Linked DNA regions of Mus musculus: regions 2, 3, 4, 5, 6 and 7 are each linked to region 1. A link is a loop called in an ENCODE intact Hi-C map of the cell type or tissue named here. Cell type or tissue: heart. All regions are shown on one strand.

The links. Hi-C counts contacts between places; a loop is a spot of excess contacts. Peaks named below come from ENCODE experiments on the same cell type or tissue, not always from the same donor. Only the 100,000 strongest peaks of a DNase experiment are listed, where the experiment ranks them.
Region 2: a loop joins it to region 1, with 5 times the contacts of the local background. A loop is called at or near these places in 9 of 42 quality-filtered maps.
Region 3: a loop joins it to region 1, with 4 times the contacts of the local background. A loop is called at or near these places in 23 of 42 quality-filtered maps.
Region 4: a loop joins it to region 1, with 3 times the contacts of the local background. A loop is called at or near these places in 11 of 42 quality-filtered maps.
Region 5: a loop joins it to region 1, with 3 times the contacts of the local background. A loop is called at or near these places in 11 of 42 quality-filtered maps.
Region 6: it touches region 1 in a loop (4-fold over the local background); 2 of 42 quality-filtered maps call a loop at or near these places.
Region 7: a loop joins it to region 1, with 2.5 times the contacts of the local background. A loop is called at or near these places in 9 of 42 quality-filtered maps.

What each region holds. Positions count from the first base shown.
Region 1 is chr1:133,608,575-133,612,574 of GRCm38, reverse strand. Snrpe (small nuclear ribonucleoprotein E) reads left to right here and starts at 2,295. Exons shown (of 5, transcript NM_009227.3): 1 at 2,295-2,411; 2 at 2,831-2,857; 3 at 3,616-3,678. The coding sequence starts at 2,358. In heart, a CTCF peak has its summit at 2,128 (motif pointing right); DNase peaks (open chromatin) are centred at 1,774 and 2,314; H3K4me3 peaks cover 2,038 bases; H3K27ac peaks cover 1,625 bases.
Region 2 is chr1:133,019,887-133,023,886 of GRCm38, reverse strand. All of the region lies in intron 1 of Mdm4 (transformed mouse 3T3 cell double minute 4), which reads left to right. Among named protein-coding and RNA genes, the nearest start is that of Mdm4, 3.5 kb to the left of the region's middle. In heart, a CTCF peak has its summit at 2,268 (motif pointing left); no DNase peak of the experiment used is centred here; H3K27ac peaks cover 518 bases.
Region 3 is chr1:133,175,247-133,179,246 of GRCm38, reverse strand. It overlaps a transcript of Plekha6 not described here. Among named protein-coding and RNA genes, the nearest start is that of Gm51648, 37 kb to the left of the region's middle. In heart, a CTCF peak has its summit at 1,637 (motif pointing left); DNase peaks (open chromatin) are centred at 276, 1,136 and 1,536; H3K27ac peaks cover 358 bases; H3K27me3 peaks cover 516 bases.
Region 4 is chr1:133,131,795-133,135,794 of GRCm38, reverse strand. It overlaps Ppp1r15b (protein phosphatase 1, regulatory subunit 15B), which reads right to left. Exons shown (of 2, transcript NM_133819.3): 1 at 2,180-4,000. Among named protein-coding and RNA genes, the nearest start is that of Ppp1r15b, 2.6 kb to the right of the region's middle. In heart, no CTCF peak of the experiment used is centred here; DNase peaks (open chromatin) are centred at 1,514, 2,714, 3,074 and 3,734; H3K4me3 peaks cover 3,934 bases; H3K27ac peaks cover 2,178 bases.
Region 5 is chr1:133,143,773-133,147,772 of GRCm38, reverse strand. No RefSeq gene overlaps it. Among named protein-coding and RNA genes, the nearest start is that of Ppp1r15b, 15 kb to the right of the region's middle. In heart, a CTCF peak has its summit at 1,640 (motif pointing left); no DNase peak of the experiment used is centred here.
Region 6 is chr1:133,659,165-133,663,164 of GRCm38, reverse strand. It overlaps Zc3h11a (zinc finger CCCH type containing 11A), which reads left to right and starts at 1,766. Exons shown (of 18, transcript NM_001276767.1): 1 at 1,766-1,928. Zbed6 (zinc finger, BED type containing 6) reads left to right here and starts at 2,280. Exons shown (of 1, transcript NM_001166552.1): 1 at 2,280-4,000. The coding sequence starts at 3,568. In heart, no CTCF peak of the experiment used is centred here; DNase peaks (open chromatin) are centred at 1,724, 2,224 and 2,514; H3K4me3 peaks cover 2,508 bases; H3K27ac peaks cover 1,978 bases.
Region 7 is chr1:133,037,943-133,041,942 of GRCm38, reverse strand. No RefSeq gene overlaps it. Among named protein-coding and RNA genes, the nearest start is that of n-TKctt25, 5.5 kb to the right of the region's middle. In heart, a CTCF peak has its summit at 2,346 (motif pointing left); a DNase peak (open chromatin) is centred at 2,272.

The DNA.
Region 1 (4,000 bases):
CTTCTAACTACTGGGATTAAAGATGTGTGCTACCATACCCAGCAAGTGTATGGTTTTTAATGTATTTCTTTCCTTCCACTTTTACATAGAATCCAGGAATTGAACTCACATCACCAGGTTTCATTGCTAGTGCCTTTACCTGCTGAGTCATCTTGCTGGCCCTGGAAAATAATTTTGTTTTAAGAACAAAGAAATCATACAACATTTCTGATGAGTTGTAGAATCACTTAAAAGAATTGTTTATAGGATTCAACTAACCAAAGTTTAGGAATCAGAAAATGCATAAGCAAGTGGTGAGGTGTCTTTGCATTTCAGATGGAGTGGGTCTCTGTGGGTTCTCTCCACTCTGCCTTTGTGGGCAGTAAATGCTTTTTCTCATGTTTGGAGTGTAATAGATTCTCTTTAAAGAAATAATTTTCCCATGTAAAAAAATGTAAGTCTCTTTTTGTAGCTTAAAAATAGCTTTCAGCCAGGTGTGGTGGCACATGCCTTTCGTCTCAGCACTCTGGAGGAAGAGGCAGGTGGATCTTTGTGAGTTCAGACCAGCCTGGTCTGCATAGCAAGTTCCAGGACTGCCATGACTACAGAATGAGACCCTGTCTTAAAAAAAAAAAAAAAAAAAGCTTTCATCGTAATACTTTTATAGATTGGCGCTCGTGTTATTCTCATCTGAAGAAGACCTTAGGTAAGCAAATTTAGATTCTGTTATTTGACCTAAGTGGTATCTCCTAAAGTGCCAGCCAGTCCCCTTAGATGCCATCCAAAATCCTTTCAAGGCTCAGCTTCCTTGTTAGAAAGAGAATATTTAAATAAATGTTAAATATTAAATATTTTAAAATATTAGATAGACTTTGAACCAGGCCACAAGCCCTGTCCTAACAGAAAACTGAGTAGGCTTGCCTACTACTAACATAGGCATGGTTACTAACTAACATAGGCATGGTTACTAACTAACATAGGCATGGTTAATCAGGTTAATCAGTCCCTTTTCTTGCTACTTGTGTTGTGGGGTGGGGGACGAGGCTTTAACACACACACACACACACACACACACACACACACACACACACACATCCAGATAGCTCCTGACTTACAATTCTTCATCCTAAAGATGGTGTGAAAGCAATATGAATTCTGTAAAAAAAAAAAAATCAGACTTTGCATTTTAAATTTTGATCATTTCCCTGGTAAGCAGCTCTAGGTACTTTCTGGTGAGGTGGGGGGCAGCTGCAGCTTCAAGAAAGGCTGCTATGTTGTGTTGCTAAGCGATGGCATTGAGTAGACTAGGCATATACATTTTCAACAATTTTCTGTGTGCATGTGGAGGCCAAAGGATGTCATCAAGTGTCCTTCTGAGTCACTCTTCACCCTACCTTCTGAGACAGGGTCTCTCATTGAACCTAGGACTTGGCGATTAAGTTAGACTAGTTGGCCATCCAGCCCAGGCACCCTCCTTCCTGTCTCTGGAATTACAGGCATGTAATTTTGTGTAGGTGCTGGTTGACAGACCTCATGTCCCACCTACCGAATCATCTCCCCTGGGCCCAAGGTATCTGCATTAAATGCATTTTTTTTTAACTTACATTTCTAACTTACCTTAAGTTTATCAGGTTGTATACCATGTAGGTTGTTTTGTTTTGAAACAAGGCCTCATGTAGCTTAGATCTGGAACGTACTACTTAGCTTAAGGTCATACTCACCTTGCGCCTTCCACAAGCTGAGATTACAGATGTGTTCTAGGAGCACCTGTGCACTACTACCTCCCTGAATCTTCACCTCCTGTCCCCTTGCGGGACGGAGATGCTGAGGCCTAATGACTTAATTATCACCGGTCACACAACTGAGAGAGATCTGAGTCCAACAAGCCGATTTCAATACCTCCAAGCTAGTTAGATTGCCATCTTCAGTTGCCACTGCAACAGTTAACTCTGCATAAAGGTGATGAGGGTTGAATCTGTTATTGAACAAGCCACAACTCCACCACTGCTTCGGGCATGACCATCTAGACTAGCTCTGGGGCCCAAAACAAATAAGGGGAGTCTGCAGATGGTTCTGGACAAGATGCCGCCTCTAAATTCCAGAGCAGCTCTCAGAAGAGCACCTAGGCAGAGGCAAGCCTCTCAGCCTACCTCCAGGTGGCGCTGTAGGACCGACCTCGACTTCAAAGAGCGGTTGAGTCGGAAGGCCGCCGGCGGAGTCTATCAGCATAGAGAAAAAGCGGCTCCTGGCCTAGAGAGGCGTTCCCCAGGACCGGCCCGCGTCGCCGACGACCACTGCACTTCCGTTTCCGGGTCTTGCTTCCGGAAGTCGCTTTCCGAGGCGGCCTTCCTACTCGTGTGGTCTTTGTGACTTCCACCATGGCGTACCGCGGCCAGGGCCAAAAGGTGCAGAAGGTGATGGTGCAGCCCATCGTATCCTACGCTGCGTGAACTCGGGGCTTTGGGGGCCGTAGGCGCCGTGAGCGTGGGCGGGGAGCCGGGCAGCCCGCTGCGGGCCGCTTCCCGTGAGGCCCTGGGGCGAACGGGGAGGCAGGAAAGCGCGCGGAGTTGAAGGGCGGCGGGAGGCGGGAGGCGGAAGGCGGGCTCCGGGTGGACCCGGCCAGGCTGGCGATCCGCGATGAAAGCGGGGGATACCGAGGAGGAGAGGAGGATGTGGGCCATCGGGAAGGTTGGAGAAACGAGGGCGGTGGGGAGGGAGCGCATGCTCCCGGCGGTCGTTTGTGCTTGCGGATGTAGCCCGGCCGGACCTTGGGGCGCTGGAGAGTCCGGCGCGGTTGGGAGCGGAGGCTCCGCTGTTTGTGTAGTTCTTTTCCTTGATCGCCGTGCTGCAGAACCTTATCTTCAGATACTTGCAAAATGTACGTAAGTTGTTTCCTTACTGTTACTGAAATGAAAGTTGGGCCTGTTTGACTCTTTGTAACAAATTCTCTGTTTCTAGTGCTTAGACTAAAAAATTGGGGGGGGGGGAGAACCAGAGTTGAGGATAAGGTCACAGGGAAAGCGCTAATTATTAATATGTCCGTGCTGACTTAAGGATGCACACAGTTACCATTATTCTGTAAGAACAATGTAATTATATTTACTATTAAAATTACTCTGTAAGAACGATTTGTCATCGGATTTAGCAGTGACAGTTGCATAGTGCTTTTTCCATAGTTGGACTTAGAATGGAGAAAAGACACCAAAGCGGGGTTTGGGGGAGTGGGGGCGTTATATACAGAGAAGCGAGTGGCAAATGCTCTTCTTTGAGGAGATTTTAGCGATGTTTATTTTAGAGTGTTACAACACAGATGAAAAATCGTTTTAAGCCATTGTAATTTTTAATCGCCAGATTCGCTTTGTACTATCCTGTGAACAGTTCTAACTGTAAGTGTATTCATGCCAGAAGCAAAAATAAATTTTCAGAGTAGGAAAATTAGTTTGGACAGGCCTGCCCGAGCACTTATTAAATGTTTCTCAGCAGGTTAACCAGTGTTGCTAGCTCTTAGATGAAGACTAACTAGTTCTAGTTTTTGGCTTATATTTATTGGAATTTTTAAGATAAGTCGTTTATTGTGGAAACAAAGTAATGGAGTGGGATTTGTTTACATTTCTAAAGTCATTATTTTTATTTCAGAGATCTCGAATTCAGGTGTGGCTGTATGAACAAGTGAATATGCGGATAGAAGGTTGTATTATTGTGAGTACCCAGGCTATTTTTCCTCAAGTTGTTATTAAAAAAGACATCTCAGAAGATGGCCAGTAAGAACAATATACAAGGCGTCAAGGACCCAACCCAAAGAAAGCTCTTCAGAGCTGGAGTTATTTATTTAGCCTTTTCTCCTTGCTCTGGTTAATAGGGTTAGATAATACTTCTCTTAAGAGGAAGGGAAGGGAGAGGTTAGGCGGTGGTGGCGCACGCCTTTAGTCCCAGCACTCGGGAGGCAGAGGCAGGCGGATTTCTGAGTTTGAGGCCAGGCTGGTCTACAGAGTGAGTTCCAGGACAGCCAGAGCTACACAGA
Region 2 (4,000 bases), 590 kb after region 1:
TGTGAGCATCCACTTCTGTATTTGCCAGGCACTGGCAGAGCCTCTCCGGAGACAGCTCTATCAGGTTCCTGTCAGCAAAATCTTGTTGGCATCTGCAATAGTGTCTGGGTTTGGTGGTTGTTTATGGGATGGATCTCCAGGTGGGGCAGTCTCTTGATGGTCATTCCTTCAGTCTCTGCTCCGAACTTTGTCTCTGTAACTCCTTCCATAGGTATTTTGTTCCCCCTTCTAAGAAGGATCGAAGTATCCACACTTTTGTCTTCCTTCTTGAGTTTCATGTGTTTTGCAAATTGTATCTTGGGTATTCTGATTATCTGGGCTAATATCCAGTTATCAGTGAGTGCAGATCATGTGTGTTCTTTTATGAATGGGTTACCTCACTCAGGATGATATCCTCCAGATCCATCCATTTGTCTTAAGAATTTCATAAATTCATTGTTTTTAATAGCTGCGTAGTACTCCATTGTGTAAATGTACCACATTTTCTGTATCCGTTCCTCTGTTGAGGGGCATCTGGGTTCTTTCCAGTTTCTGGCTATTATAAATAAGGCTGCTCTAAATATAGTAGAGCATGTGTCATTATTACAAGTTGGAGCATCTTCTGGGTATATGTCCAGGAGTGGTATTGCTGAATCTTCCGGTATTACTATGTCCAATTTTCTGAGGAACTGCCAGATTGATATCCAGAGTGGTTGTCAGATACACTTTATTTAGCTGGGTCCTCATTGGTTGTATTTGTAGGTTGGTTGGTTGGTTGGTTGGTTGGTTGGTTTGTTTCTTTCTTTCTTTCTTTCTTTCTTTCTTTCTTTCTTTCTTTCTTTCTTTCTTTTTCGAGACAGGGTTTCTCTGTATAGCCCTGGCCCTGGCTGTCCTGGACTCACTCTGTAGACCAGGCTGGCCTCAAACTCAGAAATCTGCCTGCCTCTGCCTCCCAAGTGCTGGGATTAAAGGCGTGCGCCACCACCGCCCGGCTAAATATGCTTTTAAGACAGAATTCCTTAAGATGCAAAGGATCCTTATAACCACTAAAAAAACAAATGTCAAGCCAGTACAGCATAAGACATACACATCTTTGATTAAATTCTTAAATGAATGAATCAGACTAAAGCTATACTAGGCTAAACAAACCAATCTAGTAGCATCATAGTTGGAAATTTCATTGTATCTCTTGCTACAAGCAATAAGAGTGTGTAAGATATTTTCAAAAGAGCCTGACTTAACCAATATGAATTTTACAAGCATTTGTTAGACACAGCGGCTGAGTGTCGGGGTGGGGTGGTTCTGAACTTCAGTCCTTGTGCAAGTCTTTTTTTTTTTTTAAGATTTATTTATTTTTAAAAGATTTATTTATTTATTATATGTAAGTACACTGTAGCTGTCTTCAGACACTCCAGAAGAGGGAGTCAGATCTCGTTATGGATGGTTGTGAGCCACCATGTGGTTGCTGGGATTTGAACTCCGGACCTTTGGAAGAGCAGTCGGGTGCTCTTACCCACTGAGCCATCTCACCAGCCCCAAGATTTATTTTTTTATTATTTATTCTATATAAGTGAGGACTCCATCGCTGTCTTCAGACACACACCAGAAGAGGGTATCAGATCCCATTACAGATGGTTGTGAGCCACCATGTGGTTGCTGGGATTTGAACTCAGGACCTCTGGAAGAGCAGTCAGTGCTCTTAACCACTGAGCCATCTCTCCAGCTCCTTGTGTAAGTCTTAACTACTCCCCAGCCCCTTTCTTCTTCAGGGACCTCCCCCTCCCTCTACTCCCTCTCCTCACTCCTGGAGTTTCTCCGTGTAGCCCTGGCTGTCCTGGAACTTTTTCTGTAGACCAGGCTGGCCTCAAACTCCTCTGTCTACCTCTGCCTCCTAAATGCTGGGATTAAAGGTGTGTGGCACTATACCACCTGTCTCAGGGAACAATTTTATTTCATTTAACTTACGTTTTTCTAGTTAATTTTATTGAACATGGATTCATTTCATAACTGACAACCACTTGTGAAACACTGAATTTTCAATTTGTGTTTCTAGTTCTTTATTTTATCCTATATATTTTATTTCATTTTTTTTTTTTTTTTGCTATCACAGCTAGAATTTTTTTTACCCCCTCCCCCCCCAAACTAGACTTTTAAAAAGAGATTTATTGGGGCTGGTGAGATGGCTCAGCGGTTAAGAGCCCCGACTGCTTTTCCGAAGGTCCTGAGTTCAAATCCCATCAACCACATGGTGGCTCGCAACCATCCATAATGAGATCTGGCGCCCTCTTCTGTCTGAAGACAGCTACAGTATACTTACAGATAATAAATAAATTTTTAAAAAGGAGAGATTTACTTATTTTTATTGTATGTGTATGGGAGTTTTGCCTGCATGTATTGTGTGTATGTGTACTGTGTGTAAGCAGTGCCCACAGAGGCCAGAAGAAGGCATCAGGTCCTCTGGAACTGGGGTTACAGATGGTTGTTAGCTGCCGTGTGGGTGCTGGCAACGGAGCTTAGGTCATCTGCAAGAGCAGCAAGTGCTCTTCTTTTTTGAACCATCTCTCCAGCTCCTCAAATGGTCTTTTTTTTTAGAAGTTTGGCTATCTAGAAGGCCAAGTCCTTCCCTCCTTGTTCTTTTGGAAGGGACTTGCATTCTTAGCATCTTAACTCTTCTATATACATTTTTAGCATTTTGAGGTTCTATAAAAATCCCCAAAGCCAGGAGTGGTGGTACATTCCTGTAGTCTTAACCCTTAGAAAGTAGTCAAGCTGACTTAGTAGTCAGTTCAAGGACATAAGCTTCAGAGTAAGACTCCTACCCCACCCTGCCTGAAAACAGAAACAAATAACAAAAAGTGAACATCAAGAAGAAAACATTTTAAAATTCTTGTATTGATTTTTTTTTTTTTTATTCTGAATGAAATTATACTGAAAGTAGATCAGGGACTGGAGAGATGGCTGAGAAGTTTAGAGTGTTTACTGCTTTTAAATTTTGAGAGGACCAGAGTTTAGATCTGAGCATCCATGTTAAAACTACTGTAACTCCAGGAGGTTGGACACTTAGTGTTCTGTTCCTTGAAGAAGCACCATAACCAAAGCAGCTCTATAAAGGAAAACACTTACTTGGGGGCTGGCTTATAGTCTCAGAGGCTTAGTCCATTATCTTGGAGGGGAGCATGGTAGCACATAGGCAGGCATTGTGCAGAAGTAGCTCCGAGCTTTAGAGCCTGCCCCTTAGGTGGCAGGCAAAGACCCTGGCCCTGGCTTTGGAAACCTCAGAGTTTCCAAACATGACCCCGGCTATGTAAACACAGTGCTTTATTCTTTAGAAGTCCAGCGTGCTGAGGTCTCCCCACTAACCAAGATAGACCCCCAAAGTTAGCTTGCAGGCCCAATTTAAAGCACATTAGGGGAATTCTGGGGTAGGTGACCACTATTTTAACCAGTTGGGTCCATCTCTTCTGGAAATTCTAGAAGCATTACTGGAGTGTGGGGAAACTTTTGCTGACCCATTGTGCTTGCCTCAGGCTGTGGTGGGGCAGCTTCTGACTAGCTGTCTTAAGCCTGGGGTTTTTTCAGTAACTGACTTGTCTGGGCTTGTCTGGCCTTGTCTAGTTCTTGGAAACAGATTTAGGCTTAGTCTCAGTAACTGTTACTTTGAAGCCTGTCATGGAATCACCCTATCTTATCCCTCCCAGTAAGAGAAGAATTAAGTAAATGCAGTCAAACAGTTATCTCTCAAATTACATACAATGCTCTTTTTCCTTTTTTTAAGCAAGTAAGCCAGTTATATATTTCTCAGGACTCCACTTTGAAGAAAACAAGGGAATGAAACTATATTTGAGATGATGATAAGATTCTTGGAGCTGAATTATAGGCCATTGTGACTACCCTACCCTTCATGGTCCTATGCAGTAGCAGTGGTCATTCTTTGCAGATTTTTATACATTTCAAAGTTCCAGTATGTGATAGCAGAAATGTTTTTTGTTTGTTTTTGTTTTTTTCCGAGATAGGGTTTCTC
Region 3 (4,000 bases), 430 kb after region 1:
CTGGTACAGGTGGGGCCGAGTCGGCTTCCAGGCAGCCAGAAATGAGGGACTCTTGGGGAGTCCCTGGCCTTGAGAAGTTAATGGAGCAAAGTGGGGTTGAGAGAGATCCCAGTACGCAAGAGGGGAAGAGAAGGGGACAAGGACCCCCAGCTCAAATGCCATGCAATCTTAGGCAGCTGGAGAGGGCAGCCAACAGACAGGCCCGCTGGGCGGGTTTCCTCTTTGGCAGACAGAGCGAGAGCTGCAGACAAGGCTCTGGCTCACCCAGAAGCCCAAGCCAGAAGGGTGGCTGCTTCTGGAGGACACAGGGGCTCCGGGGGGAGGAGGGTGAGAAGCCAAAGGATGACTGGGCTGGGCACAGTGCCTTCCTGCCAGGGAGCAAAATGGAAGATGTATGAGGCCTTATGGGGCTGGCAGGGTGGAGGCGGCAGAGCTGAGAAAGCAAACATGCCTTGCCAAGTCTAAATCTCTCCTCTGTTAGCCCAGCCGAGAAGCAAACTGCTCCTGAGAAAGGCTGAGGAGGAAGCTTAAGGAAGAAGGAGCCCCAGAGAGAGCACCTCTGGGGTCTTGCCTTCCCATTCCCAATACAGTCTCATCTCACTCACTCACACCTTCAAAGATCATCACTACGCCACACTCCCCACTGGCCCTGGGGGTCACTAAACTGGTGGACTAACTTCCCCTCCGGGCCCACTTTTCCCTGGAGACCATGCCCACGCTCCTTCACCCAGAACCCACTAACTGGGAATCAGGGAGGAGGCCCGATAGTGAAGTTGTCAAGACTCAGGTTCCAGACTCAGCTCCACCCCTGACTAATGCAGCAGCTTTGAACTGGGCACTTGACCGCTGAGCCTCAGTTTTCCTCCTCTGTAAATGAAGTTTGTTGGCAGTGCAGATCACCCCCTTGCCTTCTCTCCTGTCCAGAGTGACATCTGCCTTGCTTGAGACAGAGCTGGTAGGATTCCTATACCAGAACTTCTGTCCTGTGCCTTTCTCTCGCCTCCCCAGGTGACCCACAGGTTGAGGGTCTGTCTGGACTCTTGGTGACCTGCACAGCCTCTGTGGAAGTACCAGAGCTTCATCATCCGGCTCTTGAGTATCTGTGGGTGGAGCCCTGCCTTCGGTATCTCTGCCTTCCAGCAACCCCTGGAATGGCCTGAGCAGCTCCTGGATGTACTAGGGGTTCAAGTAGGTGTCCAACCAACTGCCCATCTGGCACTTCCTGCAGGAACTGTTCAGACCAGAACAGGAAGGCACGCCAGAGCTGGGTGTGGTCCCTGGGTGGAGGAGCAACAAGTGTTATCAAGGTGTGGTTCTGTCGTCCACCTCTCTGCCATGTCTCCTGCCTAGACACCTCTACAGGGAGAGGCACTCTTAAAGACAGAAGGGACCGGTTCTACAACAGACTGCCTGTGCAGGAAGCAAAAGACCAGGGCCAGATCTCTTATTGGCTAGGAATTGCTTTTACATAGCTGGCTCATAAGTCTCAGAAAGCCTCCAGACCCACAGTGACAGAACTGCAGTAAAGGAGGGTCAAGATGGCGCTCAGTTCCTTGCAAGTGAGACAGTGGGTCATCACTCAAATCCCTTGGAAGGCATGGTCTGCGGACCATGTGTGCTCTGCTGCCCTCCTGTGGATCAGTGCAGTAAATGCACACAGGCCACAGTGAGCTACACCACCTTCCACTCCCTATTTGTTTATTCTCCTCTCAAATCCCCTCCTTGGAGGTGACACTTTTTTTTTTTTTCCGAGACAAGGTTTCTCTGTGTAGCCTTGGCTGTCCTAGAACTCACTTTGTAGACCAGGCTGGCCTTGAACTCAGAAATCCGCCTTCCTCTGCCTCCCAAGTGCTGGGATTAAAGGCGTTCGTGCACCACCATGCCCGGTTTGCAGTGACACTTTTAAAACCTCAACACACTGGAGTAGTACAACAGTAGCAGGTCCCATAAGACCCGACCCTCGGATGCCATTAAGGATCCGGCTTAATGAGATACAGTTATTGTCCTTGTTAAATACCCAGCCCAGCAAATGTGAAATGTGCTAGAAGAAACATCACCCCAAATTATCCCAACATCTGATTTTTTAAAAATCACTTCTTGGGAATCCATGTATGGAGTCATCAGTCCCTTTACATCCCAACCAAATGTCAGACGCCTTGGTGAGAAGGGATTGCTCATGGAAAATAAGGCATTCGGGATCCATTCGTTCATTGACATGCTCATTGGTGAGGGGTATGAAGCCCCAGGCACCAAGAATGCTGAGTGCCATCTTGATAAGAACACAGCGGTGAAACCACTTCAGCTTTCCTGTTGCTAAAACGGAGATGAGAGAGCCTCGCTTACCAAGGGATTAAATGAGGCAATTCAGTCAAGTCCTGAGCTCTGAGAGTGGCTCCTGCTTTCACAAGCTGTGGATATTTTTATTATTATACACAATAAGACAATATTCTCTCTCTCTCTCCCTCTCCCTCTCCAGACTTCATGAGCATCCCTGGGTTACCCCTGCCCCTTGAGGGGTCCTCAACCATGGTCTGGAGATGGTCCTAGAAAAGCCGATCCCCATCAGCTGGAAGCCTGTTCCACTTGAGAAGTCTACACCCTTGGAGACTGGTTCCCACACGCACAGGGCTTCCACAAGTGGAAAGGAGGTGGATGAGGGGGGAGCCCCAGAGCCTTGGTATGGCAGGGGAAGAGCGAGGAGCAGACTGGGACCACAGACTCCACAGGGCTGAGAAAGACAGAACTGAGCCTGGGCAGGAAACCTGCACATGCTGGGGAGCATAATTCAGGCCTTAAGCTGTAAATGATGGAAATGTGGAAGGGTTTTAGTTTTAGCAAAGAATGACATGAACATCTTATATTCTTGGGGGAAGGGGGAAACACTCTTGCAAGAAGACCACCAGAAAGGTCTAGGTAGGGATGAACTCGGATACGGCTGGGAGCAGCCAATGAGACAGGAGGAGTGAAGGACCCACGGGGTCGGGGGCAGGGGAGGGAACGTGAGGCTCCCTGCTGTGGCGTTCTGCTTCTAAGAAGGATGCAGAGAAAACAATTCATGTGGGCTCACACTCTGCTGAGAGTTACAGACTGGTAGCTGAATCAGTAATTAGTTGTGTCCCTATTTATATTCCATTTTTTTCTCACCCACCCACCTATTTCAGTAAATGCCGGGTTCCTATAATGTATCGGAAAGATTCTAGGATAACGGAAAACAATGTGAGCAGAGGCTGTGCTCGAAGATTACCCAGCAACAGAGTACTACCAAGAAGTAAACACGCTGGCTTGGGCTTGGCGGTGCTGTGCCTAGCATGGGTTTTGGCCCCAGTACCACAGAAGAACCAATCGACAAGTAGGAGCCAGAAACCTGGATATAGGAGGAAGAGAAGGTGCCCAGGGCACAGGGGACAGTACATGCAAAAGCCCTGCTGGGTCTGAGGTGAAAGAGGCAAAGAGAGGTGAACTTCAGCATAGAGCAGTCCTGAGAAGGTCACAGAGGTGGGCGCGTCACCCCATCTTAAATAGTACGTTTTAAAATTATGTGTCTGTGTGTGGGTATGTGCACACGAGTGCAGGTGCCCACAGGGGCCCCCTGGAGCTGGAGTTACAGGCAGTTGTGAGCTGCCTGCAGTGGGTGCTAGGATTTAGTCCTGTTCTCCGGAAGGGCAACGTAGGCTCTCTTGACTGCTGAGCCACCTCTCCAGCCCCTGGGTGGTAAATGTGAAGGATGGGCGAGATAAAACACCAGGAGAGTGTTCAGTAAACAAGCCCAGCAAGGGAATGCTTACCAAAAACTATCAAGATGATGTCCTGAAGACTGAGAAATGTGCAGAGTGTTTATGTCAAGCAAGGGCTGGGCGTGCCCTTGCAGAGAGTCAGCTGTGGAGCCGTGTGACGACAGAGCGGTTTCCAAATAGGTCATGTGCAAAAGGGCTTTTTTTTTTAACTGTAAAAATATGGCTAACACCGCAGGGCAGGGTGGGGCATGCTTTTACTCCCCATA
Region 4 (4,000 bases), 480 kb after region 1:
CCGAGTTCAAATCCCAGCAACCACATGGTGGCTCACAACCACCCGTAATGACATCTGACACCCTCTTCTGGTGTGCCTGAAGACAGCTACAGTGTACTTACATATAATAAATAAATCTTGAAAGAAAAAAAAAAGATTTAAAAAAAAAGAATTTTAATTAATGTCAGGTAGCCAAGGGCTGTAAACTAACTACCATAGCTAGACACAACCTCTTCCAAGTTTTGATTCTAGTTCATAGTCTACCGTTCTAAACTAAACTGAGACATGAGGTTGGCCTCAGTTATTCAAAGGCATGAAAACGAATTATGAGGTCGTGTCCCGTCCCGTCCCCCCCCCCCCCCCACCAAGACAGGGTTTCTCTGTATAGCCCTGGCTGTCCTGGAACTCACATTGTAGACCAGGCTGGCCTCAAACTCAGAAATCCACCTGCCTCTACCTCCCGAGTGCTGGGATCAAAGGCGTGCGCCCACCACTGCCCGGCAAATTATGAGTTTTATTCTCATTTGTGTTTTGGTAACTTGGGCTGGAGGTGTAGCTAGCTTAGTGGCAATGTGAATGTTTAATATGCAACTGGTTCACAATTTCAATGCCCAGTATCACAAGACAAAACAATCTTGCAACTCTTCTACAGCAGATCTTATACTCCCACTAGGGAAGGAAGCAGATCAGGGCTGTGAGATCAGGGCTGTGAGAGCTCACTGAAGTCTAGTCTGGTAGCCCTATCCCGCCCAGCTCCATCGCATCGCTAACTTCGGGCAGGGCAGAGTGGAGTAGAGCAGAGAGCTCTCCAGAGCCAAGAACTCACAGCACTACTCCACTGTTTCCTGCTTGTGCCCTCAATAGCTGTCTATCCTGAAGAGTATAAGGAGTGCTGATCAAACTTCATTATAAATATTTATAATTATAAACAAGCAAATATAGAGGCTTTCTATACCACTCTAAAATTTATTTTTTAGCATGCCTTATGCCTCTATAGACAAGACGTAAGGTTACTACCATTTGGATATGTCCAAGAATAGTTTTTAAAAAGCTAGGCCTGGCTGGGCGGTGGTGGCACACGCCTTTAATCCCAGCACTTGGGAGGCAGAGGCAGGTGGATTTCTGAGTTCGAGGCCAGCCTGGTCTACAAAGTGAGTTCCAGGACAGCCATGGCCATACAGAGAAACCCTGTCTCCAAAACCCAAAAAAAAAAAAAAAAAGCTAGGCCCTTCAGACCCAGGAGCTCGCTCGCTCACACACTGTCCCTGACAGGCACTGGAGCTGCAGAATAGTTCAATGATAACTCACTCACTCACTGCTTTCTCTTTCCAAATGAAAGCCTAAGAAACTCCCTCAACAATAGAAGACATCTTTGTATCAAATAGTAACCCAGCTGAGTAAGCAGTGAGAAGCTAGGCAGCTCAAAGGACTCTGAACTCCAAGCAAGCTCAACCAAAGGACTGCCCGGTGAAGTTTTAAACAAGCCGGGAGGCTCACAATCATCCCTGCACTCGGGAAGCTTGAGACACCAGGCTCAAAGGCCAGCTTGGACTTCACAGTGAGGTCTTGTGTTACATAAGAGACCTAAAAAACAAACTGGGCTGGAGGTTCCGGACAGCTGGGAACACAACTGACTGCAGGAAAGCCAGGTGTATGCCCCACCCCCACCCCCTTTTTGAGATAAGGTCCTGCTCATGTATCTTTAGCTAGTCTGGAACTCACTAGGTAGACCAGGCTAGACTCCAAAACTCCAGAACACCCACCTGCTTCTAAAGTACTGGAATTACAGGCACACACCACAGTACCACTTTCAGGGCAAACAACTGAACAAACCTAATTTGCTGCTTGCTAGTGTTATTCCTCTGGATTCCAATGGATAGGAATAAGGACACTGTAGCCATGAAAATAAAACATTATATACTTTCAAATAAAACACATGCAAAACCATTTCTAACTTTCAGGTTCCACCAACCAAAATGACACCCCTGCTAACATCTAATACTGGCACCTTTCATTTGGAGAAGAACATTTCTCTATATTGGGAAGAAGGATCACACTGGAGTATTTCTCAATTCAAGAACACCAGCTCAGATGCCTTCCTCAAAAATGTGCACAACTGTGCCTCCAGAGGCAAAGTCATGCTGCTATAGTAACCATATCAAAATAGAGCAAGTTATTAGTCATGTAAAAGGGAACAAACCTTTTTTCTCTTGATATGGGTGTATCTTTCTCCAGCAAGAGCCTCACCCAGCCCACAGCCTGGACAATTATCTTCTTGGCTCTCTAACAGCTGGGCCTTACAAGAAAGTAAGGTATGATGGCCAGAGAAGGCCACTGTAGCCTCAGAAGAGGCCTTTGAGTCCTGACGGCCTTTCCAATTCTTCCCTGACGGTTGAAAAGGAGCCTTAAAATTTAAAAGGTTGTAGGGGTCCTCAGAATGACAGAAAGAGTTCCACAATTTAAGATTCTCTGCTTCATCTGCACTCGGTTCCCAGTCATCTTCCTCCCCGGAACTATGGTCGGGGGTCTCCGGAAGGGGTCCCTCCTGACAGCTCCCTACACCACAGCTGCCAGACCAGGATGTCCCTGAATCTGATGGGTCTCTGGGGGCAATTCTGGCAGCCGTCTGAATCGTGGCTGTAAAGTTTTGGGGGTTGTAAGGATCTACACTGTGGAAAGAGTTCCAAAGGTGAAGGCCTTCCGAGTCCTGTTCCACGTCTGATTCAGACAGGGAGCCATCGCTATCAAAGCCATCGTCCTCAGGTTCCTCGCCCCAATCCTCACTTTCAGAATCAGAGCTGGCTTCCAAGTCACTGGGGGCGCCTCCCAAAATATAATCTATCAGTTTGTTGCTACAAACTGGTCTGGTAGAAACAGGAAGGCTCTCTCCTCTATCTGAGAGGTCAGTTGCATTAGTGTGGTCCTCTTCACATTCTTTTTCCACGGGTAATTCACAAAACAGACTGCTTCCCTGGGGGCTCTGTGAAACTTCTTGAATCACCAATTCTGGTTTTTTCTCAGTGGGCTCCGGCCTGTCTGCAGCAGGGGACACCGCCTGTGCTGGGTTATCTGTGCAATGTTGTGGGTCCATCCGGAGAAGGTTATGTTCCTCCTCCAGGCTATGATAGCCATTATCTTGGTCAGGGGTGGGTAACTCTTGCCCTTTGTTAGCCTGGAGGAATTCTAGCCGTTTCATACGAAGGTGGTGGATTTCCGGCAGGCCTTCTGTAGAGAGAGGCGGACACCTTCTCCAGGCGGTTGCCGACATCTCTGCCCGCAACGGCTGAGGGTGACAACCATCTTCAGAAAGATAGCAGCTCTCTGGGGTTAGTGTTCGGAAACCCACAAACTGGCCACCTCCAGCGCTGCTCTGACAGCGCAGCCCTAACTGGGGAAGGTAGTCCAGGTAGGAAGGGTTCAGGAGATAGGAAACTACCTTGAAATTACCTAAGCTCTGAACGCTCAGAGGCCCAGAGGATGAAGAGTCAAGTTCTCGGTGGGAGACTAGACCAGCTTGAAGGCTACTGGGCAGCAACTCCACTCCCCACAGCTGCTGCTCCAGGAGGAAAGTGGGCGCTGCAGAGTCTAAAGCTCTTTCCTGGGCCTTGAGTTTTAACTCCAGGTCTGAGGACGAGCACTGCCACTGGAGTCCCTCCTCTAGCCAATCAAGAGAACTGACAACCAAGTCTTCCGAAGAGTCCAGCCGCAGTGAACTCAGAGACTTCTGCACCGTGGGAGCGGCAGATTCCTCCCGTCCTCTCAAAGCTCTCAGGGCGCTGTAACTTGCGGCAAAATCTAGCCATCTGGTAGGAATCAGGCCCCCGAAAAGCTGGCTCCAAAGCAGCAGCTTCTGGAATAGGCTAGGGAGCAGGGCAAGGAGCTGAGAAAGCAATTTGGTCCAGTACCTGGTCCGACGCTCGGGCAGAGCGGAGTTCCCGGGATTTTGTCGAGAGGAAGGCGGCGGGAACTCCGAAGAGCAGGCGTGCGATCGCCGAAGGAAGGGCAGCCGGAACCAGGAGCC
Region 5 (4,000 bases), 460 kb after region 1:
TAAACAATAAAGAATTAAAATATAACAAATGGATGAGTTATAAAACGTTTTAAAATAAAAACCCAAGCAGACAAACAACTGTCCAAATCTGGAGGTTGGAGCTGGGGTTAGACACGAAAGAGCAAGAGGGGAATTTTGACTGTGGTAGTGTTTACACAGCTACTGTTACAACGCAACTTGGCATGAGGGCTGTTTGGTTGTAGGAGACTCTCAGGAACCCTTTGGGCATAGAGATGACATCATCACCAGGAAACCTTTAGAGGAAAAATGAAACCTGATCAAGAGAGGCAAACCTTCCAGGGGCCCTGAAGCGGTCTGTGCGGAGTGGGAGGGTAGGAAGGGGCACTAGTGGACTAATTCCTCATCCACCTGGGCCAAGGTAGAAAATGAATTGCAGGAGCACACAGTTGCCCCCCAGTCCCGGATTCCCCAGCAGGATTTGCCTCTATAAAAAGCATCCTCGATGGGCGTGGTGGCACAAGCCTTTAATCCCAGCACTTGGGAGGCAGAGGCAGGCAGATTTTTGAGTTCAAGGCCAGCCTGGTCTACAAAGTGAGTTCCAGGACAGCCAGGACTATACAGAGAAACCTGTCTCAAACAAAACAAAACAAAACAAAACAAAACAAAACAAACAAAAAAAGCATCCTCCTTCAGGCAATGTTGGGTACACCCCACCCCTACCAACCCTCCACTCCCATGGCCCCACCTCTCACCAACTGAGAGGTCACTCTTGGAAAGTTATCTTGGAGAAGGAACTCTACTTAAAGGTGACTGTCTACCCCCCCCCCATTAACCCCCATCCCCCACCCACCCACACCCTGCACGCTCCCCCGCACCGTCTTCTCAAAAAAAAAAAAAAAAAAAAAAAAAAGATCAGAAGTACAAGAAAAAGAAACCTTTTATGCAAATTCCCAGACAAAGGAAAGTGCCCATCCTCTTTCTGAAGTCAAATCAAACAAACCAAGAGAGATGCATTGGGTGATACTGCAGGAAGTCGCCTGGGTCACTGCAGGTACAGGGAAATCATATGCAAACACGCGGAGGACTGACTCAGGGACACAGAATGGAAGGACGTAGAGCAGCATTTCATCTACATCTGACTTTGGCTCATTTGGGGCCAATACCAACCCACCAAAGTACAGCCTTAAGTCTGCTTGGCCTTGGCTGTGTAGTTGCCACGGGGCGGGGTGTGTGTGTGTGTGTGTGTGTGTGCGCATGTGTGTGTGCGCACAATCAAATGGCTCGTGTTTTTCCTCCTCGCAGGCCAGTCATGTGTACAACTCCCTTGGAACCACTGCCCCAGGGTGGAATGCGCACAGGAGGCAAGTACTATAGCTGGAAAACTCTAGAAACTGTCCGAGCCCCTTCACTCATTTGCTGTGTTTAGCAGGAAGAACACCCTCGTTTATTTGTGTTCAAATATAAACTTTGGGTTTCTAATAAGGACCAGCCCCACTTCCGGGTAGTCACCTCAAGAAGGTGGAGTCAGGCTTGAATGGGCAGGCAAGCCAGAGCCAGGCAGGGGTTGTTCAATAAGGAAGGAGACCTTCCAAGGGAGCAATTGCCATTAGACTGTCAGTAACCACCGGCCCATCCGTCACTCTGACCTGGTGAGTCAGCGCCATCTTGTGGATTCAGAGGAGCATTGCTGGGAATCCAAAGTCAATGTTAGCAGTCTCCAGGGTGATATAGTCTTTTCATACATCGTATTAATTCTGGAAAAGAAAAGCCCCCACTGATTTGTTCACGTTTGAATTCATAAATTAACAGGAACCCTATCAGTGACATTTAAATTAATTGATGTTGTGTCCCTGGCCACACTGAGTTTTATAATTACATTCTACAAATTAAACCTTACTGTAGCTTTTCTCCAAGGACCTTTAAGTTCTATGTCTATTTCCATCCCCAGTTGTGGCCTGTCTGATTCTAAACAGACATTGCTGTGTCGACCACATTGCAGTAAGGGCTAAATGAGAGGTGACGTGAAGACAATGAACATACTCAACACATAGTTATCGACAAGAAGCCCCCAGGCACACTTCTGTATACCCGCTCACGCCAACCACTACTCTCAAGAAGTTTGCTGATAGGTGGAGGAGTGGCCAAGAAACAACTAGAAATGTTGACAAGGTGAGGTCAGAGAAAGCTGTAATTTTAATTGGTAATATGAGAAGGAGGGCAAGGAACGGAGAATAAATAAGGCCCTCAAGTGTTTCTTAAAAGTGATATTTGAGAGCCAGAGGGTAATTTTCTCCTGGGGTGTGTGTGTGTGTGCACGTGTGTGAGCATGTGTATGATGTTGTTTTGATTGTTTTGAGACTGGTCACTCTTGGCTGCAGAGTGACTTCAGTAGTCTCCCTGTGTCACAGCTTCCCCATACTGTGACAATAGGAGTCAGCCACCAGGCCTGGCTATTGAAATTTGCTTAAAACAAAACCAAAGACCCGGGCGTGGTGGTGCTCGCCTTTAATCCCAGCACTCAGGAGGCAGAGGCAGGCGGATTTCTGAGTTAGAGGCCAGCCTGGTCTACAGAGTGAGTTCCAGGACAGCCAGGGCTATACAAAGAAACCCTGTCTCGAAAAAAAAAACAAAACAAAAACAAAACTGGCAAGGCATGCCTTTAATCCCAGTATGTGTGGAGCAGAGGCAGGTAGATCTCTAAGTCTGAGACCAACCTGGTCTATAGAATGAGTTCCAAGCCTGGAAGCCCCACTACACATTGAGAAATTGTCTCGAAAACAAAACCAAGGGGCTGGAGAGATGGCTCAGCAGTTAAGAGCACTGACTGCTCTTCCGAAGGTCTTGAGTTCAAATCCCAGCAACCACATGGTGGCTCACAACCACCCATAATGAGATCTGACACCCTCTTCTGGTGTGTCTGAAGACAACAAGAGTGTGTATTAAGATATAATAATAAAATAAATCTAAAAAACAAAAAATCAAAGCTGGAGAGTTGGCCCCTGAGTTAATAGATCTGGGTTCTTCCAGAGGACCTGGGTTCAATTCTCAGCTCCCACCTGTCAGTTAACAACTATCTATAACTCCAGTTCTAGAGGGGATCTCCTTTTAGCCTCCTCAGGCACTACACACACATGTCCACAGACATACATGCAGAAATACATCTTTTTTTTTTGTTTTGTTTTTTTTTTGGTTTGGTTTGGTTTGGTTTGGTTTTTCGAGACAGGGTTTCTCTGTGTAGCCCTGGCTGTCCTGGAACTCTGTAGACCAGGCTGGCTTCAAACTCAAAATCTGCCTGCCTCTGCCTCCTGAGTGCTGGGATTAAAAGCATGTGCCACCACCGCCGGGCACACAAATACATCTTAAATAAAATAATTAATTTAAAAAAACATTATGGAAGCCAGCCTGACTACGCATAGTAGTGTACACTTTTAATCCCAGCACTCAGGAGGCAAAGGGTCTCTGAATTTGAAGCTAGCCTGGTCTACATAGTGAGTTCCTAGTCAATTAGTGTTACAGAGTGAGATTTTGTCTTTTTGTCTTTTTTTATTTATTATTATTATTATTTTGTTTGTTTTTGTTTTTGTTTTTTGTTTTGTTTTTAGAGAAAGGGTTTCTCTATATAGCCCTGGCTGTCCTGGAACTCACTCTGTAGACCAGGCTGGCCTCTAACTCAGAAATCCGCCTGCCTCTGCCTCCTGAGTGCTGGGATTAAAGGCATGCGCCACCATGCCTGCCTCCCCCCCCCCTTTTTTTAAAGAGCCTTGGGTCTATATATTAAGTTCCAGACCTTGTATTAAAAAAGTATTTGTCTTTTGAAAAGTTGATTTTATTTTTTGGTGTGTACATGCTCTGCCTACACCTGTGTACTGCATGCATTCAGCGCCCTCAGAGGCCACAAGAGGCCATCAAATCATAAACTCTCCCTCTCCCCTTCTCCCTCCCCCTTCTCTGTCTCTCTGTCTCTCTGTCTCTGTCTATCTCTGTCTCTCTCTCCTCTTTCTCACACATGCACATACAACACACAACATTCATATCCTGG
Region 6 (4,000 bases), 51 kb before region 1:
TTTGTTGTGGATTTTATTACATAGTCTTGATTAGCCTGTGGTGATCTTATGTTATTGTGGCATAAGAGCTGGAATCAGGGGTGTATACTACTATACCAGGCCCAGAGGCCATTTCTTTCCCAAAAACTATGTGCGCGAGCGTGTGTGTGTGTGTGTGTGTGTGTGTGTGTGTGTGTGTTTCTGTCTGTCTTCATATTAAAGAAAAAGTACAAAATAACGTGAATAATGAGAGGTAGTTGCTCATATTTTTTTCCTTCTTGTCTCTCAACCTTCGTAAATTCCTCCTTCCCCACTGCTCTTCATAACTTCCTGACACCCCCAACTTGGCGATTGAACTTACAATTTTATTTTCATTTTTTAAAAGTGATTGTTGTCGCCGGGCAGTGATGGCACACGCCTTTAATCCCAGCATTCAGGAGGCAGAGGCAGGCAGATTTCTGAATTCAAGGCCAACCTGGTCTACAAAGTGACTTCCAGGACAGCCAGGGCCACACAGAGAAACCCTGTCTTGAAGAAAACAAAAACAAAAACAAAACAAAAAAAAGATTGTTGTCTGATGGGTGTTCCTGTCACAGTATACTTTTAAATGTCAGAGGACAACTTTATGGGTTTTGGGGATGGAATTGAGGCATACATGGAAAGTGCTTTACATACTGCACGATCTTGTAACTTTCTTATCAAACATGGATTATTTTTCTAACACACGTTGTTTTAAGAAAACAAACAAATGGGCTGGAGAGAAGGCTCAGTGGTTAAGAGCACTGACTGCTCTTCCAGAGGTCCTGAGTTCAATTCCCAGCAACCACATGGTGGCTCACAACCATCTGTAATAGGATCTGATGCCCTCTTCTGGTGTGTCTGAAGACAGCTTCAGTGTACTCATATAAAATAAATAAACCTTAAAAAAGAAAGAAAGAAAAAAAGAAAGAAAGAAGGAAGGAGAGAAAGAAAGAAGGAAGGAAGGAGAGAAAGAAAGAAAGAAAGAAAGAAAGAAAGAAAGAAAGAAAGGAAGAAAGAAAGAAAGAAAGAAAGACAGACAAAACTAGCCAGGCATGGTAGCAGATGCCTGTGGCACTAGCACTCAAGGAGAGGAAGAATTGCTAAAGATTGGAGGCTAGCCTGGTCTACAGAGCAAGTTCCAGGTTAGGAGTTCATAGTATATCTGTCTCAAAAGCCAAAACAAACAAACAGATAAATGTGATTAAGTAAAGGAAAGCATCCAGAGCAGAACTTCTGCTATGGAAGTCCTTCAACTTTGCAAGAGAAAAGTAGTTTTTGTTTTTGTTTTTGTTTTTGTTTTTGTTTTGTTTTGTGATACAGGACTCTCTAAATAGTCCTGGCTGTTTTGGAACTCACTATATAGATCTGGGTGTTCTCAAACTCACAGAGACTTGCTTGCCTCTGCTTCTTAAGTGCTGCCACAACAGGTCAGTTAGTTCGGAGCTAATTTTTAATTAAATGTCTATCAGGTTTGGAAGGCTCATTATACACACTCTGGTTAACATAAATTGAATGTTTGGTATCTGGTAGACAGGTTTCTTGCTTCTCTCCTTGATTTTACAACAAAACAAAACTTTCGTGAAGAATAATTTTCTGATAGGCATCCGGGTCCACAGAAAGAAATTCCGGTCCCCGTGCCTCCGTGACACGTGACCCTATGACCCAAGAAGCCATTTTAAGGCTGGCCTCATAGAGGAAACTACAACTCCCAGAATGCCTGCGCTTTGCGTCGTGCTGGCACTTTCACTGGCCCAGCCTTAAAGGCGAGCCTGTAGCCGGGCGCCATCTTTGACGCTGGCAGTCCTGGGTTTCTGCTTGTTCGGCTGCTGTGAGGACGGCGGGCGACCGCAGCTAAGAAAAGAGAAAGACGTGGCAGCACGCGGGAGTCGGAGACATTGTCATCGGTTCGGTAAAGTTTCTGTTCTCTGGTAACTAGACCCATTTTTTGATTCCCGGGTGACTTGGGGCCTGGGAGGGAGAAGAGGGCGAGGGGAGTGGCAGCGGCCTCCCCTCGCCCGACTTTCGGCCTAGCCCGGGAAGTCTGAACCGGGCCCATCAGCACGGCAGCTACCCGGACTCCCGCCGGCGGCCCCGGCCTGCTGGGCTCCTAGGCAGACTTCAGCTCACTTTCCCACCCTCCCTGCCCCCACCCGCTCCGCCCCACCCCCACGGCGCCTGCTCCCTTACTTACCAACCTCTTCCCCCTCCCCCCACATCCGGTGTTCCCGAACCGGGATTCCCGGGTAGCCCCGGAAAAGCGACTGTTTCGGACCCCCGGAGGGGGAACTGACACTAGGTTGCTCTCTTCCGGGAATCAGTTTCTTTAGTTAGCTGGCCCTCCCTCCCGAGATCAGATCAAGTGCCTGGACCCGACTTTACCTCCTCGCCTTCCTCTCTAGGGTCCCACTACTTTGGAGGTTTTCTAATATTCCACATACAGAGTCGAATTCTGGTATCCTATTCCCATTCCCTACCCTGATTACTCTCCCGCCCAAGCCTTCATCCTCGAAGTCAAGAGCTACAGGGACTCTTCGTTCTTGTAGGATTGGTGAGATCGTACGAAGAACACCCCTTAGACGCCCATAATCGGTGCGGATCCCCATGGGGAAGGCTCGTTTTGTTGACATCTACCAGGCTTTGGTTCTGAACCCAGAGAAGGCGGCTGTGCAGCTAGTGGTAGCCATGCTTTCGTAGGGTAAACGTGTTGGTATTGAGGGGAGGGGAGGGGGCCCACGGAAAAGGAATGGAAGTGGTTTAAAGCTTATTTTAGTTTGGCTGCTCATAGAATGTCAATTTATGAGTTATTTACAGGTTGTATGTAATGTTGCTTCAGTCTAAAAATATGAACTCTTGATAGAAACCGTAAATGAAGAATATAGCTTGTTACCTTGTTTTGAAATTTTATTTCCAGTTAATTTTTCTTCAGCCACCTATAGTTTTCAAAATATCAGAACAGAAAGGGCACAGCTAGCGCTTACTGCTAATGCCTAGTATGTGGAATCTGATTTAGCTGGCCGGAATTGACTTTTTAGGTTGTATTGGCAAGTCAGTCTTAAATGATGACTGTTGAGTGGTGCACTAAGCTTAAGTGAAATTTCCTGAAAATATTCCCGAAGTTAAGGGAAAGCCAGTGTTGTTGTCGTGTGGATTCACTAAAAGTACATATTTTAAGAACTGAAGGCATTTCCAGCAGATGAAGTTCTTGATTCGGCAGCAAGAACGTGAACCTGCAATTTGGAAGACTTAACCTTTAGCTGCTCCAGATCCCATGACGGTGGGAAAATGGGCCTCGGTTCTCTTTTCTATAACATAAGGACACTGGACGATTTGAATTTGAAAGTTACAAGAACTCCTAAAGCCCTGCAAGACAGAGTTTGGGAATGTTCTCCATTGCTGTCATTTTTCCTCCAAAAATAACCTGGCTTGGAAATCATCAGTTGAAAGGGAATTTGACTCCCCATAGAAACTGGAGGAAAGGTAATACAAGTGGAGAGGGTCAGCTGTATTTCTGCCAGAGTAATAAACCCACTGAGAGGTTCTGGTCCGCATTGTGGAGACATAAAGAGAATGAGTGTATGTACTCTAAGTGTACCAGTTTCCTCAATCTCTCCTGGCAGAAGATGCAGTACTTTTGGTGATGCTGGGATTCTGGGGTGCGTTTCCATTAATTCAAACACAGACGAAGACGATGTGGTAGAGGGAAAGATGGTGGCAGAAGGAGCGAATAAAGAGACAAAATTGCCTGCTAAAAAGAAAAGAAAGAAGGGTTTGCGAATTAAGGGGAAAAGACGCCGAAAAAAATTGATTCTTGCCAAAAAGTTTAGTAAGGATTTGGGGTCTGGGAGACCTGTTGCTGATGCCCCTGCTTCGTTAGCTTCCGGTGCCCCTGAGCAAGATGAAGAAAGTCTTTTTGAGGGCAACATAGAAAAGCAAATCTATCTGCCTAGTACCAGAGCCAAAACCTCCATTGTGTGGCACTTCTTTCATGTTGACCCCCAAT
Region 7 (4,000 bases), 570 kb after region 1:
AAAGCCAAGTACTTTATGAACTGAGCTATATCTTGGATTCTCTTGTCTTCTATTCTCCATTTCTCTCTCTCTCTTTCTCTCGGGGAGGGTAATTTTGTTGTTTTTGTTGAAAGAGAGGGTTTTTTAAACAATCCTTCCCCCACTGCCTCTTTTTTTTTTTTTTTCAAGACAGGGTTTCTCTGTGTAGCCCTGGCTGTCCTGGAACTCACTCTGTAGACCAGGCTGGCCTCAAACTCAGAAATCCGCCTGCCTCTGCTGGGATTAAAGGCGTGCACCACCACGCCCAGCACACCCCCACCGCCTCTTGAGTGCAGCAATTACAGGCCTGCACTGCTACAGTTGGCTCCATTGAAGACTTCTTGAAATGTCTTTTTATCACTATTTTATGTGTCTGAGTGTTTTGGCTGCATGTTTGTTTGTGTACAGAATGCATTCTCGTTGCCTGTAGAGGCCAGAGGAGGAGGATAGATTTCCTAGATCTGTAAGTTCAGGTGGTTGTAAGTCACTTTGTGGTGCTGAGAATCAAACCCAGGTCTTCTGGAAGAGCAGTCAGTATTCTGAACTGTGGCGCCATCTTTTTGACCCCCTAGTCTTTTTTAAGGCATGCAACTTTTTCATTTGTTGTAAATGGCTTCAGGGCCAGACACTAAACTGTGGGTTTAGAAGGCTAGAGTACTATTATTAGCAATGCAGGAGAGGCCAGATTGACACACCTGTAATCACAGCCTTAGGAGGCAGAGGCAGGAGGATTGCTGTACCTTTGAGGTCAGCAGATCAGCTGGGGAATTCCAAGCCAGCCTTCTCATTACATCATTATTCCTGACAGCCACATACCCGCCTTAAGGGGTCCATTAATAAATGAGCGTGTAAGGAAAACATGACTGATCCTTATCTAGTGCAGAATACTCTTCAGTTTTAAGAATGAAGGAAACTGCCTATCAGTGGTGGCACATACCTTTAATCTCAGCAGAGTCAGGTGGATCTCTGAGTTCGAGGCCAGCCTGGTCTACAAAGTGAGTTCCAGGACAGCCAGAGCTACACCAAGAAACCTAAAATAATAATAATAATAATAATAATAATAATAAAGTCTCATTTGTATCTGCACTAATGAACATAGGGGGAAATCACACTCCATGTGTTAAGTCAGATAAAGAGATACAGACAGTATATGATTTAACTTCTGTGGAATTCAGACAGTTAGACTGACAGAAGCAGTTGGGGGCTGAGGTTGTGCTGGTAGGGGAGTGACAGGTTATTATTCAGAGGAAAGAAACTTTGAGCTTTGAATTTGGGGGACTCTGATGTACAGCATAGTGATGGTAGTTAATGGTGATGTATTGATCTCACATTCTAACTCCCCCACACACCACTAAAAGAACTGGTGGGAACTGGGCACACACATTAATTCTGGCAAAGTGTGAGGCGTGTAGGAGGAATATAAATTTGACACCAGCCGGTGCTACACAATGAGACCCTGTCTTTTTAAACATGTATTTAGTTGTGTATGTGACTGCTCTGTCTTGTAAGACAGAAGAGGGTATCAGGATCTCATTGTGGATGGTTGTAAGCCACGGTGTGGTTGCTGGGAATTGAACCTCTAGAAGAGCAGCCAGTGACTTTGACGCTGAGCCATCTCTCCAGGCTCTAGTGAACCCTATCTTTAAAAAAAAAAAAAAAAAAAATTCGAGCTGGGTGTGGTGGCGCAAGCCTTTGATCCTAACACTCGGGAGGCAGAGGCAGGCGGATTTCTGAGTTCGAGGCCAGCCTGGTCTACAAAGTGAGTTCCAGGACAGCCAGGGGTACACAGAGAAGCCCTGTCTCGAAAAAGAAGAAAAAAAAAAAAAAAAAAAAAAAAAAAAAAAAACAACAACAACAACAACAACAAAAAACACTCAAAATAGCAGCAGTCTGAAAATAATTAGTGGGTGAAATTAAGCCTGTGACACCTACAGAAGGCCCACCTGGGCTTGGCATCGAACACTGGAAATCTCAGAACTCCAGGGAGGAGGAAGGGGGATGAAGAGTTTAAGGCTAGACTGGGATACATAGACATCTCAAAACTCATAATAAACAAGGGCTAGACAGAGAGAGGGATGGCTCAGCCATTGAGCACCTGCTGCTCTTTCGGAGGAGTTGGTTCAGTTGCTGGACCCACAGCAGGTGGCCCAAGAAACTCCAGTTCCAGAGGTTCAGCACCCTCTTCTGGCCGCCACAGGCGTGTTCATCACACAGTGACAAGACAGACAGGCACGCATACACATACATTCAAAAATAAAATAAATAAAACAACAGCAGCCCCAGAGAACTAGATGCTCCATGTGCAGAATTTGTGAGTTTAGCCTGCCCTCTAGTGGACACATTAAATCCAGCAGTCATGCAAGAAACAGTTTCAAGAAGCAGGCAAGATGTTTGGTTCTAGGTAAGGCAAGGTGTGAGACGACACCTGTGATGGTGTTTCCACACAACATACACGCAAAGCAGAGACATTTATTGCTGCCTCAGATGGGCCCTGCTGTGTTAATTTCCTCCTCCTCCTCCTCCTCCTCCTCCTCCTCTTCCTCCTCCTCTTCTTCTTCCTCTTCTGAGACAGGGTTTTTCTATGGATCCCTGGCTGTACTGGAACTAACTCAGTAGACCATGCTGGCCTCCAACTCAGAAATCCACCTGCCTCTGCCTCCTGAGTGCTGGTAACAAAGGTGTGCTCTACCACTGGCAGGCCAAACGTCTCATAAGAGCAACGTTGTCCTCCTTAGCCTGCCCCAAGCCTGGCCACAGTCTCCCCATTTCCCTTCACTTCTGCCAGCGAGTGTGGCATGTGCTCTCCAAGTTCCTTTCAGATTTGCTGTGTTCCTCCTGGCCACCCTGCTCAGTGAGCAGTTCACTGGTTGGCCAATCTCATTTAATCAGTTTAACTTGAAACATCTGGCTTTATCATCCAGCTGTGACAAGGCCTTTGTGGGAGGAAACCATGAAGGTCTCTTTATTCCTGTTTCTCTCAGGCATCCTGAACAAGCACTGTTTCCCTTCCCATAAAATGTGGTGTGCAAGGTGTAGTATTCCACAATTTTAATCCCAGCCCTCTGGGGGCAGAAGCAGGCAGATTTCTGGGAGTTTGAGGCTAGCCATAATCTACATAGCAGCAGGTTCCAGGCCACCCAGGGCTACAAAAATCCGGGAGTGTGATTCATCCCACACCTCGAACAAAGAGACAGAGAAACATTTTTCTTGCTTGAGATATATAACTTGCTCAAGAAATAGGTCCAAGTAATTAAATAGATAGATATTTGTTTAGCTCATTACAGTTTCTTCCATATGGCTGACAACTGCTTCAGCTCCACTCTGATAATGTAGTTTTCTTATTGAAAACTCTAGTCCCGTCCATTTTATAAATCATACTTGTCAGGGTCCGGGGTCACCCCACAAACCACATGTATCTCAATCAGATGGGGATAGTTTATTGAGCATTCACCCCGGACTGACTGATCAGGACCACAGAGCAGACTCCAAAGCTGACCACAACCTTGATCCAGAATCCTACTGAGCTTTTAAGCCTGACATCCACAAACATCTGTGCCAAGTTATTCCACCAATTAGAATTCACGGATAGGGGGTGTGATGGTTTGTATATCCTTGGACCAGGGAGTGGCACCATCTGAAGGTGTGGCCTTGTTGGAATAGGTGTGACCTGGTTGGAATGGGTGTGTCATTGTGGGTGTGGGTATAAGATCCTCACCCTAGTTGCCTGGAAGTCAGTCTTCCACTAGCAGCCTTTGGATGAAGACATAGAACTCTCAGCTCCTCCTGTGCCATGCCTGCCTGGATACTGCCATGCTCCCACCTTGATGATAATGGACTGAACCTCTGAACCTGTAAGCCAGCCCCAATTAAGTATTTTTTTTATAAGACTTGTCTTGGTCATGGTGTCTGTTCACAGCAGTAAAACCCTAACTAAGACAGGGGGTTTCCTTAGGAACAAGTCTGTGATGGTTTGAATATGCTT